2 separate regions of the Homo sapiens genome follow, and region 2 is linked to region 1. A link is a loop called in an ENCODE intact Hi-C map of the cell type or tissue named here. Cell type or tissue: endothelial cell of umbilical vein. All regions are shown on one strand. Each heading gives the region's core, and the rest is flanking DNA. Links, peaks and the distances in the headings are about the cores only.

Region 1 (5,370 bases), core at 297-5,296:
CAAACCAAAAGCCCCTGCCTTCACAGATTTGCATTGTAGAAGGGAATAATCAGACAATTCACAATGCAATGAGGACAGAAAATAAGGAACTCATACGGTGTGTTAGAAGATGATAGACGTTTTAGGAAAAAAAGTAGTGCCAGATAAGGGGGCTCCAAGGTGCTGGGGAGCAGTGATGGCAGGCATTGGTTTAAATAAGATGGGCTTCCTTAAGGAGGTGACAGTTGAACAAAGCAAAGGCATGAAGGAATTGAGGATTCTCCATGTGGAGATCGGGAGAAGAGGTAGCAGGGCAGGAGGAGCCAACCTGGCTGGTGCGGACTGAGCTGGGAAAGGAGAGGTGAGGGTAGCAGAGGGGTAACTAACAGGTTCCACTTTTGGGCTTTTACTCTGAGCAAGAAGGGGACATACTGGTGGCTTTGAGCAGAGGTGTCACGTGACCCGACTGGTTTTTAAAGAGACCACTCTGGCTGGCTGTAGGAGTCAAGGGTGGAATCTGGAAGATCATTTAGAAGGCAAATGCAGTCATCCAGGTGGAAGATGCATAGCGTGGAGCAAAGTTGTGGCAGTAGAAGCGGTGGAAAATGGCCAGCCCGTCACTCTGTTTTGCAAGCAAAATTAACAGTGTTTCCTGACAGACTGCATGGGGGCAGGAGGAGAATTGCCCAGGAGGACTGGGAGGTTTGGCCTAAATCAGAGGAGGATGGAGCAGGTAGGCAAGGAGGCGGGCTGGAGGCGGGGCCTGTGTGAGTTAGGAAATGCCAGAGCACAGTTTTGACGTATCTGTTAGCCCTTGGAGGGGAGATGTCAGGTGGACACACAGGTCAGAGGCCTGGGGATGGAGTCATTCACAACAAGATGGTACCCAAAGCCCCGGCACTAGAGAAGAAGAAGCGACAAGAGGCAGAGGAGCGGAGAGGCCTGGGCCAGGGCCTCTGGCGCGAGGAGATCGGGACCCGCAAACTTCTGTTCATCTGGGAGATGCCGCTGAACAACTGCCAGGTGTCACAAGAGGACCGTCTTCAGGCCCCCTCGTGCGGTCATGCTGAATTCAGCCTCAGTATCTGAGCCATGGGCCCCGGCCCTTCTCCTGCCAATGCATCACCTGGGTCTAAATCCGAGCTTTTCTTCCTCTGTGAGCCGGGGAGGTAAGAGTGCGATGTCCTGCTGCTCTAGGGAAGCCTCTTGCTCTTCCTCAGTGCTTGGGTCTGAAATCATATTTTCCTGTGATTGTTCGTGAAAGTTACTACAGCACCAGAAACTGCTCCCTAAACATCCCAAACTGGAATTAATTTGACTGCTTGGGCCAACAGCCTTTCCCGACACACTTCTTTTTCATTTTGTATTTTAAAATATACTGAACAATAGAAAGTGCTGGGCAGCCTGAATTCCTGCATTATGGACATAGAGAAACATTCCCAAGTTGTCAATGAAGAAGCCTTGATTATGCTTCCAGCTCTGGTGACTTAGAGCAATGAACTCCATTCTCTGGGCCTCAATTTCCTTGAATGCAAAAGTGAGGAGTGAGAGGTTTAGGATGGTCTCTTGCAACTCTAGCCTGCAGTGATTCTGACTTGGGCATTTTCTGACAGCTGGAGGTGGATGCTTCATTGCCCCCATTGCCTTGCTGGGTTCTGAGGTGGTGTTTCCTGTCATCAGGCGCCCATGGTGTCATGGGGATGCTTCCTCCAGGGAATCATCTGCATAGAGATAATCCCTGAAGCCACAGTGCTGAAGGGCAGCAAGGGAGGACAGGCTCCCTTGGCTTTGGTGGAGCTCACCTGGAGATTCTCCAGAGAAAAGGAGCAGGAGAAAGACCTTCGGGGAGCAGAGCAGGCACAGGGAGGGGAAAGAACACTGGCCCTGGAGCTTCTGGGCACAGCTCTCAGGAGGAATTGCTGGAGGCTTTGCACGATGCACAGGAGTGTCCAGAGCAGGGAAATAAAGCTAAGCGAAGGTGGCACTGGCTGTGAACATGAGAAGAGGACCGACATGAGGATGACCTGATGAGCACGGATCAGGCATCATGCTGAGGACACCATACACATGATCGGATGAAACCCGTGTGCTTACTCTCCACATGAGGAAATCAAGGCTCAGACAGGACGAACATCTGCCCAAGGCCACACGGTGAATGGGAGGCAAATCTTGGATTCAAACTCATTTCTGTCCAAGAATTGGCTCTTGCATTTCACAGTGCCCGCTGGCTAAATCCCTGGGCCAGGCTGGCCTGGGCATCACTGAAGGGCAGGGCCCAGTGGCTCCTGCACTCCTCATTCAGTGCCTCCTGGCAACGGGACTTGGGGCGGAGCTGCCTGACTTGACTTCTCTGTGTCGGTTGATGCTGCGGATGCTGGATCCACAAAGCCTGGGATCCCCCTGGGATGCTCAGACAGAATGCAGGCTACACACCCGGATCCGTGTCTCTGGTTACAGGGAACAGAAGGCAAACGCCAGGAGGCGCAGAGCAGCACCACTCCCTTTGCCCAGTTGGCATCTGCATCTGCAGCTGAAGAAAGAGACTGGGAGGAGGGGGGCCAGAAGGAGCAAGCAGCGACAAGGCAGGGCAGAGAGTGTCCAGGGATCAGCATGTCGGGATACTGGTCCCAAGTCTTCCCCACCTTCAGGCCCTGAAAGCCTTTCTACCTTAGTATCTTTCCACCATAGGCCCCCAGGCACAACTTCCTATAACTGTCACTCACTACTCTCCACAACAATCACAAGCAAGCCGGGCTCCTCTCTGGCTCTGGGTCCTGGAAGGATGGAGGAAAAGCAGTCAGTCCTGAGTCATAGAGAGAGCTACTTGCTGCACGTCCACCCCCTCAGGGGTGAGTCAGCTCAGCCTGCACGACTCCAGCCCTCTCTCTCGGCCTGCAACCCACAGTGCTTGCGTTGGACAGTGGGCCTGGCTGTCTCTGTCTGCCTTTGTGGCTGTAACCACGCCTCCTGCCCCCTGCCATGGCAGAGAAGGGGCCAGAATGGGCACAAGAAAGGCAAGGCTGAGTGCCCCCCACTGCCCATAGCTGTGATGAGGAAGGAGGGTAGAGAGATGTGGTCAGAAAGCAGATTTGTCCAAGGACATTAGGGTGTACACACCTTAGAGACCACCTAGCCCAAACCCTTATTTGTTTATTCCTCAAAGGTACCTTGAGCACCCGCTGTGTGATGTTGCTTGAGGATATACAAATTTTCTAGATGAGGACACAAAAGGCCAGAGGCAGGAAACAGCTTGCTCATTTTCACAGGTTTTTCACAGCAAGCTGACCGGAACTCCCGGTCAGTAGGGGGCTCCAGTGGGTGCTGTTGCCAACCATTGTCTAGATGACATTGGTGGGTGTGGCCTGAGCTGGTTCTAGGACACATAGATTAAATCAAGTTCCGTGGTCTCAGGACAGCTGGGTGGGGCAGAGGTTATCCTTGACATCTCCCTCCAGCCCCCCTTCTCATTGCTGGAGCCTCCTGTTGCCCTCGGAGTCCCTTCCAGCTTCTTCCCACTTTCGGCAACAGCCCCCACCCCCAACAAACCTAATGCTACCAAGATGCCTTGTTTCAAAATGAAGTGATTCCAGCACAGTCATTCATGCTGGGTGGTAGCAACTCAGTGAGCTGCCCTTCTAATAGATCATTGTACCTTGAAGAGAAGGCGATGCTCAACCTGCAGGTGGAATGTTTATTGTATCTCAGGTGAGCCTTTAGCAACGTGACCCCTGAGTGGGGAGATTACTTTTGTGAGGTCCCTCCCCATCCCCCCACAAAGGCTGTTTTCTACTCTGCTTAAGAGTATGGCTGGCCCTTGAGAGAGTTAGCAGAGCCACCCTCATTCCTAGAAGTGGGATGAAGCATCTGACCATCAGCAGTCCCCTGGGAGGAGGCCGAATGCCCCGGATCTCAAGGTCTAGGGCGAGGCTTGTTGTGTGAACTGGTGTGATGTGGGGTTGAGGGGGTGCAGACAGAGAGACGGGCCTGAGAAGTGGCCTGGTGCAGCAAGTCTTCTCAAAAGCTTTTGCCTTGAGAAGTACCCTGCAGGTTTGACCCGAAAGGTCATGGGAACCTGTTTTTTTATAGGCATCCAATTTGGGTTGTTAATTCAGCTGTGTGAGATTGCCGAGGTCCTGATGCGGCTCTGACCCATCCAGGCTCCCCTTGCCCTCTGCCTTCTGCCCCAAACTGTGTCACTTTTTGTTTCCCTCAAATGCTCTTTCCTTTCCTGTTCTCATCTTATCAACCCACATACGGCCCTCTGTTCCCTTCCCCTCCGTGTAAGGGTGGGAGGAAGTTGCCTAGCACACCTTTTGTTGTGGCCAGACAACTGATTGTACCTGGCCAGTGTCTGACACTTCAGTTCCTACAGGCTCAGCAACCTGCTGCTGGGGTTCTTTCCAGAAAGCTCGTAAAGCAAAGGCACCTAGAAGATGCCATGAGCTGGTAGTGAGGAGACACAGGAAGGCTCAAAGATACGTAGGGTGCCTCGAGAAGCATGGCCACTTCTGTTGATGCCCACTTACTCTCATATTTGGTGCTCCCACCCAGGGAATCATCTGTTTGTTTCCTTTTTGAGTCTCTGCCCCGCCCTGCCTCACCCACTCTGTTTCTCTGCCTTTCTTCTCTATCTTGTGACCTCTCCCTCTGGCATAAGGAATTCTTTGATGTAGTTAGTACTACTGGCACCTTGATTTCATTCGTTTATTCTTCATGGGCTTTTTGTTGGTGGAGGTTGGTTGGTTTGTTTGAATGACTAGACGCTGGGCTGTCCTTCCCAGGGGAAGATGAAACTCCCAGGCAATTCTGTGATCAGTCTTGTTTAGTGTGTGTTTCTGGCAGGTAATAACACCTTGGGAGCCATCAGGCTGCACATGATAACAGTGAGACCCTGAGGCTTCAGCCACTTCCAGCCAGCAAACTGGTCACTGCAGCCAGTAGCACAGGGCATAGCTCTCAGCCATCCACAGCTTCACACACAAAGCAGGAAGAGCAAAAGAGGGCCAGGAGCTGCAGCCCCACGCTGGGAGCCCGGCTGCCAGTCCCCTTGGGGCCAAAGACCCCTCGAGGGGAGTTCTGAAGGGGCATTTCAACTCAGTGTCTGTAACTCCAAACACACAAGAAAGGCAAGAAGGGCCCTCTCCTTCTAGCTGGAATTCCACTTTGGAGAAACACAAAAGCCCGTGGGTTTCCGACCTGGGGGTGGTGGCCCGGGACAGAGTCCTTTCCATGGTCCCTGTCCATCTTTAGCTTTATCCTGGTGCGTTCCCTGCCCTTTGTTTGTCTTCTTCTGCTCAGTTCTTCTCCTCCATCACTTCTGTCTCTCCACTCACACCAAACCAAAATGGGAATTCTGCTTAGAATTGCTTTCAACTACGCATACCTCATTCA
Region 2 (5,370 bases), core at 246-5,245, 140 kb after region 1:
GCCAGGCACACCTGACCTTAGTGCCAGGAACTGGAGTGCTTGAAGTAGCTGCAGACAGATTAGCAGCTAGTAACCCATTAAAATGGATAAAATCTCATTCCAGTAAACCCACAACCTTCCAGCGTGGGCCTCATGGCCATCACAAATATGTCACAGTGCTGCAGAGATTTTGTTTATGGCCAGTTCTGGGGCCAGTTTATGGCCAGATTTTGGGGCCTGTTCCCAACACTTCATCATGTTGGTCAGGCTGGTCTCAAACTCCTAGCTTCACGACCCGCTCTCCTTGGCCTCCCAAGTGCTGACGTGAGCCACTGTGCCTGGCCTAAGAACATACATGAATGTCCAATAAGCACATTAAAAAGCGCTCAACATCTCTAGTCACTAGGAAAATGTAAATTGATCCACAATGAGATGTCACTTCACACCCACTAGAACGACTATAACCAATCAGCAGATAACAGCGAGTGTTGGAGAGGATGTGGAGAAATCAAAATCCTCATACACTGCCAGTGAAAATACAAAATGGTGCAGGCTGGGCGCAATGGCTCACACCTGTAATCCCAGCACTTTGGGAGACCGAGGTGGGTGGATCAAGAGTTCGAGACCAGCCTGGGTCAGGAGTTTGAGACCAGCCTGACCAACATGGTGAAACCCTGTCTCTACTAAAAATACAAAATTACTTTTTCACAAGATGGCACTGAAAGCAGAGAAGGAAGCTCCTGCCACTCCTAAAGCCAAAGCCAAGGCTTTGAAGGCCAAGAAGGCAGTGTTGAAAGGTGTCCACAGCCACAAAAAACAGAAGATCTACATGTCACCAACCTTCCAGTGGCCCAAGACACTGCGACTCCAGAGGCAACCCAAAGATCCTCGGAAGAGCACCCCCAGGAGAAATGAGCTTGACCACTATGCTGTCATTAAGTTTCTGCTGACCACTGAGCCGGCCATGAAGAAGATAGAAGACAACAACAACATGCTTGTGTTCATTAAGGACGTTAAAGCCAACAAGCACCAAATCAAACAGGCTGTGAAGAAGCTCTATAACATTGACGTGGCCCAATTCAACACCCTGATTCGGCCTGATGGAGAGAAGAAGGCGTATGTTCAGCCATCTCCTGATTATGATGCTTTGGATGTTGCCAACAAAATTGGGATCATCTAAACTGAGTCCAGCTGGCTAATTCTAAATATATGTATATCTTTTCACCATAAAAAAATACAAAATTAGCCGGGTGCAGTGGCACATGCCTGTAATCCCAGCCACTTGGGAGGCTGAGGCAGGAGAATCACTTGAATCCGGGAGGCAGAGGTTGCACTGAGCCGAGATTGCACCATTGCACTCCAGCCTGGGCAACAAGAGTGAAACTCCGCCTCTAAATAAATAAATAAACAAATAAAATGGTGCAGCCACTTTTTTGGAAGATAGTATGACAGTTTCTCAAAATGTTAAAAACAGAATTGCCTTAAACCCAGCAACTTCACTTCTAAGTATGTACCCAGGGAAGATGAAAATGTATGTCCACACAAAGGCTTGTATGTGAATGTTCATGGCAGCACCATTCACAAGAACCAAAAGGTCAAGACAACCCAAATGCCCATCAACGGGCAAAGGGATTAAAACATGGAACATACAATGGAATACTGTTCAGCAATCAAAAGGAAGTTCTGGTGCATGCTACTACATTGATCAACCTCAACAATGCAATGCTTCATGAAAGAAGCCAGATGCAAAAGAACTCACATTGCCTGATTCAGTTTATATGAAATATCCAGAACAGCCTAATATAGAGACAGAAAGTAGACAACTTGTTGCCTAGGGCTGGGGATGAGAATGAAAAGTAACTCTGATGGGCACAAGTTTCTTTCTGGGATGATAGAATGTTCCAGAAGTAGATTTTGGTGATGGTTGCACAATTCTGTAAATATACCAAATATACTAAAAATCATTGAACTGGACCAGTGTGGTGGTTCACATCATCAATCTCAGCACTTTGGGAGGCTGAGGCAGGAGGGTCACTTGAGCCTAGTAGTTTGAGACCAGCCTTGGCAACATAGGGAGACCCCATCTTTCCAAATAATTGAGAAATTTGTTGGGCATGGTGACACACGCCTGTAGTCCCAGCTATTCCGTAGGCTGAGGCAGGAGGATGGCCTGAGCCCAGGAGGTCTCAGGTCTTAGCATGGCCAAGGAGGACAGCCCTCCGTGATCCTCCCCCTTTCTGAGATCCTCCTCCTGCCCCCAGTGCTCTGTGTTCAAACCTGAGCGCACCCTGTAGCATCACACTCAGCCCCGACTCCCCTGCCTGGGGTGCCCTGCCTGGCCTAGGAACCGGAAAAACCTACCCGCTTCCAAGACTCAGCTCAAGCACCTCTTCCTGCTGGCTGTGTGGGGTATAGTTTGTTTGATTGATTGTTTTCAGACAGAGTCTAGCTCTGTCACTCAGGCTGGAGTGCAGTGGCGCGATCTCAGCTCACTGCAACCTCTGCCTCCAGGATTCAAGTGATTCTCGTGCCTCAGCCTCCCGAGCAGCCTGTAGGCACCAGCCACCACATCCAGCTAATCTTTGTATTTTTAGTAGCTACGGGGTTTCACCATGTTGGCCAAACTGATCTCGAACTCCTTACCTCAAGTGATCCGCCGGCCTCGGCCTCCCAAAGTGCTGGGATTACAGGCGTGAGCCACTGCGACTGGCCTCTGCTGAGTGTTTTCTGATACCCCTCCTGGGAACCCCACACTCCCCTGAAGAGCCTTCTGCCCCAGCGCCTCGCCCCGCTGGTCCTGTATGTTTCCATGGCTGCCTCGCCCTCTTAGACCACAGCCTCCTGCAAAGTAGGGCCCCGTATCTCAGTTGGCTTTGCGCTCCCAGTGCCTGGCACAGAGCCTGGCTCCCATGAGCACTCAACGACCCTTGAAAATTGACCGGAATCCCGGACAGCGCCGAGGTAGCGCGGGGAACGGGAGCGTGATCTGCTGCCCTCTCCTGGCAATGTGAAGCATTGTCCTAAGCACAGACACTTCCCTCTCCGCTGTACAAAAACAACTGCAGGATCGGGAAGCTGGAAAAGGAGCTGATGGAGGATGGGGGATATGGATGCTGTCTAAGAGACAAACTGGATTGAGGGGTTGCTGAGACTCTGCCATCTCCCACACTTTTCCCACGTTCGTGGACGCAGGGGCGAGGTGAGTGCTTTCAAAGGAGGATGCATCCTCAGAGAGGCTCTCGCTCCCCCCATCAAACCCTATACTCTTGGATGAGATCTCGCTTGTCAATATATGCGGTTGCCATGTTGTAACTATCACTGCACCTTTAATTCACTTCAGTGAGCGATCACTGAGTTTTTTCCACCATTGTTGTAAAATTTGTTTTGCTCTTGTGTGTAAAAAGACTGTGAATTTAACCACTGGCTTCTCCTGATATTAACTCGGCTTTCTACGGCTGGGAGGTTGTCTCTGACATTCTGGGTTTCTCAGCCTTCTGTCAAAATCCAAATACAGTCAGTCCGCAGTATACGTGGGGGACTGGCTCCAGGACCCTCCCTTGAAGATACTAACATCACAGGTGCTCAAGCCCCTGATACAGAATGGCACAGCGTTTGCAGACAACCTATGCACACCCTGCAAGCTCTTTCTTTCTTTTTGAAGGAATATAAAACTATTTATTGACCACTGTTCACCAGTATTTACAATAAATTAAACAATATATAGTCGAATAACATTCTGCTTGCTACAGAGTTGTTTTTCCTGGCTTTTGCTGAACCAGTAAAGAAAATAGTCTACATGTAAGGAATGAGTCGGGGTGTGGTAGCACTCCTCACACGGGGACACCAGCTGCAGGGGGTCTGTCCTTTGCAGACCTCTGACCCAGTGACAGATGAATGAAGTACACTGACACTCAGATATTCTGCTTTGCCAGTCCAGCTGAGTGTCTCCGAGCCGCTTACAGACTCCAGCAGAGTCCTGTAAACAGTTGCGACTCAGCCCTGACCAGCTAGTGAGACTCACATTTATTGGTAAAGATTTATTGACAAAAGACTTGAGTCAATACCACTAGAGGGTAATTGACATTGTGGACTTCCCAAGTAGAAAGCACTTAAGCACCCACCGTACATCAAAGGTTAATCTTAAGACCATATGAGTAAACAAGCTAGCTAGATAACTTCCCCACATTCTTTTGTTACTACTTTAATCTATTTAACTAAAGGTAAAGGGACCAGGCTGCCTTTAGCCAGATCTATTACCAAAATTATGCAAACTTCTCGGCCTTCCAAGAAGATTTCTGTCTATCTCTATAACAATCCCTAATATTTTTCCCACCAGCCTGACTGAATCTCTACATTGGGGTAAAGAAGAAACATACAGGTCAATAGTTGAGATTACCAAAGGTTGTTCACACATTTATGGCAGCAGGTCCTAGACTGCCAATACCTCTAACCATCTCACTAGGTTTCTATGAGCCAAGTCTTACATATTCCATGAATCATGACTTTAAGTCAATATAGCAACAGAGATTTCAAAATGTTTTTAAGGAATGGCCCACTGGAGAAACTGTCACATGTTCACTTAACTCAGTTTTGTTTAGCTAATTAAAACACACCGGGATGTGTCTTGTTTCCTCATCTGGATGGGGAAACCTCCAGTGATGGCAGTGATAAAATTTTTCCATTTAGGAATTTTGCAAACAAACCACTTCATTTATAGACATAGATGCTTTAAAATTAGCCGATTTAAATTGTCCTATTAAGTAGAATTACTTATTTCCCTTGAAATGTATGGCTTCAGGAAGCTTTTCACTTTAACTTGAAGTGATCATCTCGTAGCTTGCTTAGAATAATGGCATCTCAAAAACATGGGTTTGCCTGTGGCTTTTGTTTCGGTGAATTTTTTTTAAGAAAACATTTACATGTGCATTTTATGTATACACACACAAAATAAATAAATAAATAAATAAAAATCTAGATGGTCCTTAGGCTTATAAGAAAACAAGTTTGGCCAGGTGCAGGGGCTCATGCCTGTAATCCCAACACTTTGGGAGGCCGAGGCGGGCGGATCACCTGAGGTGAGGAGTTCAAGACCAGCCTGACCAACATGGGGAAACCTCATCTCTACTAAAAATACAAAAATTAGCTGGGCATGGTGGCACATGCCTGTAACCCCAGCTACTTGGGAGGCTGAGGCAGGAGAATTGCTTGAACCCAGGAGGCAGAGGTTGCAATGAGCCGAGATCACGCCATTGCACTTCAGCCTGGGCAACAAAAGCGAAACTCTGTCTCAAAAAAAAAAAAAAAAACACAAGTTCTGATGGAGTAATGGAGTAATGACTGAAAATTTCCCCCAACATATAGAAAAGCTGTTCTTTAATGCAGAAGAAATAA

What was found. Peaks named below come from ENCODE experiments on the same cell type or tissue, not always from the same donor. Only the 100,000 strongest peaks of a DNase experiment are listed, where the experiment ranks them.
Region 2: it touches region 1 in a loop (8-fold over the local background); 1 of 110 quality-filtered maps calls a loop at or near these places.

What each region holds. Positions count from the first base shown.
Region 1 is chr12:2,638,076-2,643,445 of GRCh38, forward strand. The region is part of intron 30 of CACNA1C (calcium voltage-gated channel subunit alpha1 C); the gene reads left to right. Among named protein-coding and RNA genes, the nearest start is that of CACNA1C-AS2, 31 kb to the right of the region's middle. RefSeq lists an enhancer at 470-971. In endothelial cell of umbilical vein, for the core only: CTCF peaks have their summits at 2,441 and 3,266 (motif pointing right); DNase peaks (open chromatin) are centred at 2,776 and 3,276; H3K27ac peaks cover 1,903 bases.
Region 2 is chr12:2,781,213-2,786,582 of GRCh38, forward strand. The region is part of intron 2 of ITFG2-AS1 (ITFG2 antisense RNA 1); the gene reads right to left. It also overlaps the pseudogene RPL23AP14. Among named protein-coding and RNA genes, the nearest start is that of FKBP4, 11 kb to the right of the region's middle. RefSeq lists an enhancer at 2,215-2,716. In endothelial cell of umbilical vein, for the core only: a CTCF peak has its summit at 2,990 (motif pointing left); a DNase peak (open chromatin) is centred at 2,979; H3K27me3 peaks cover 1,788 bases.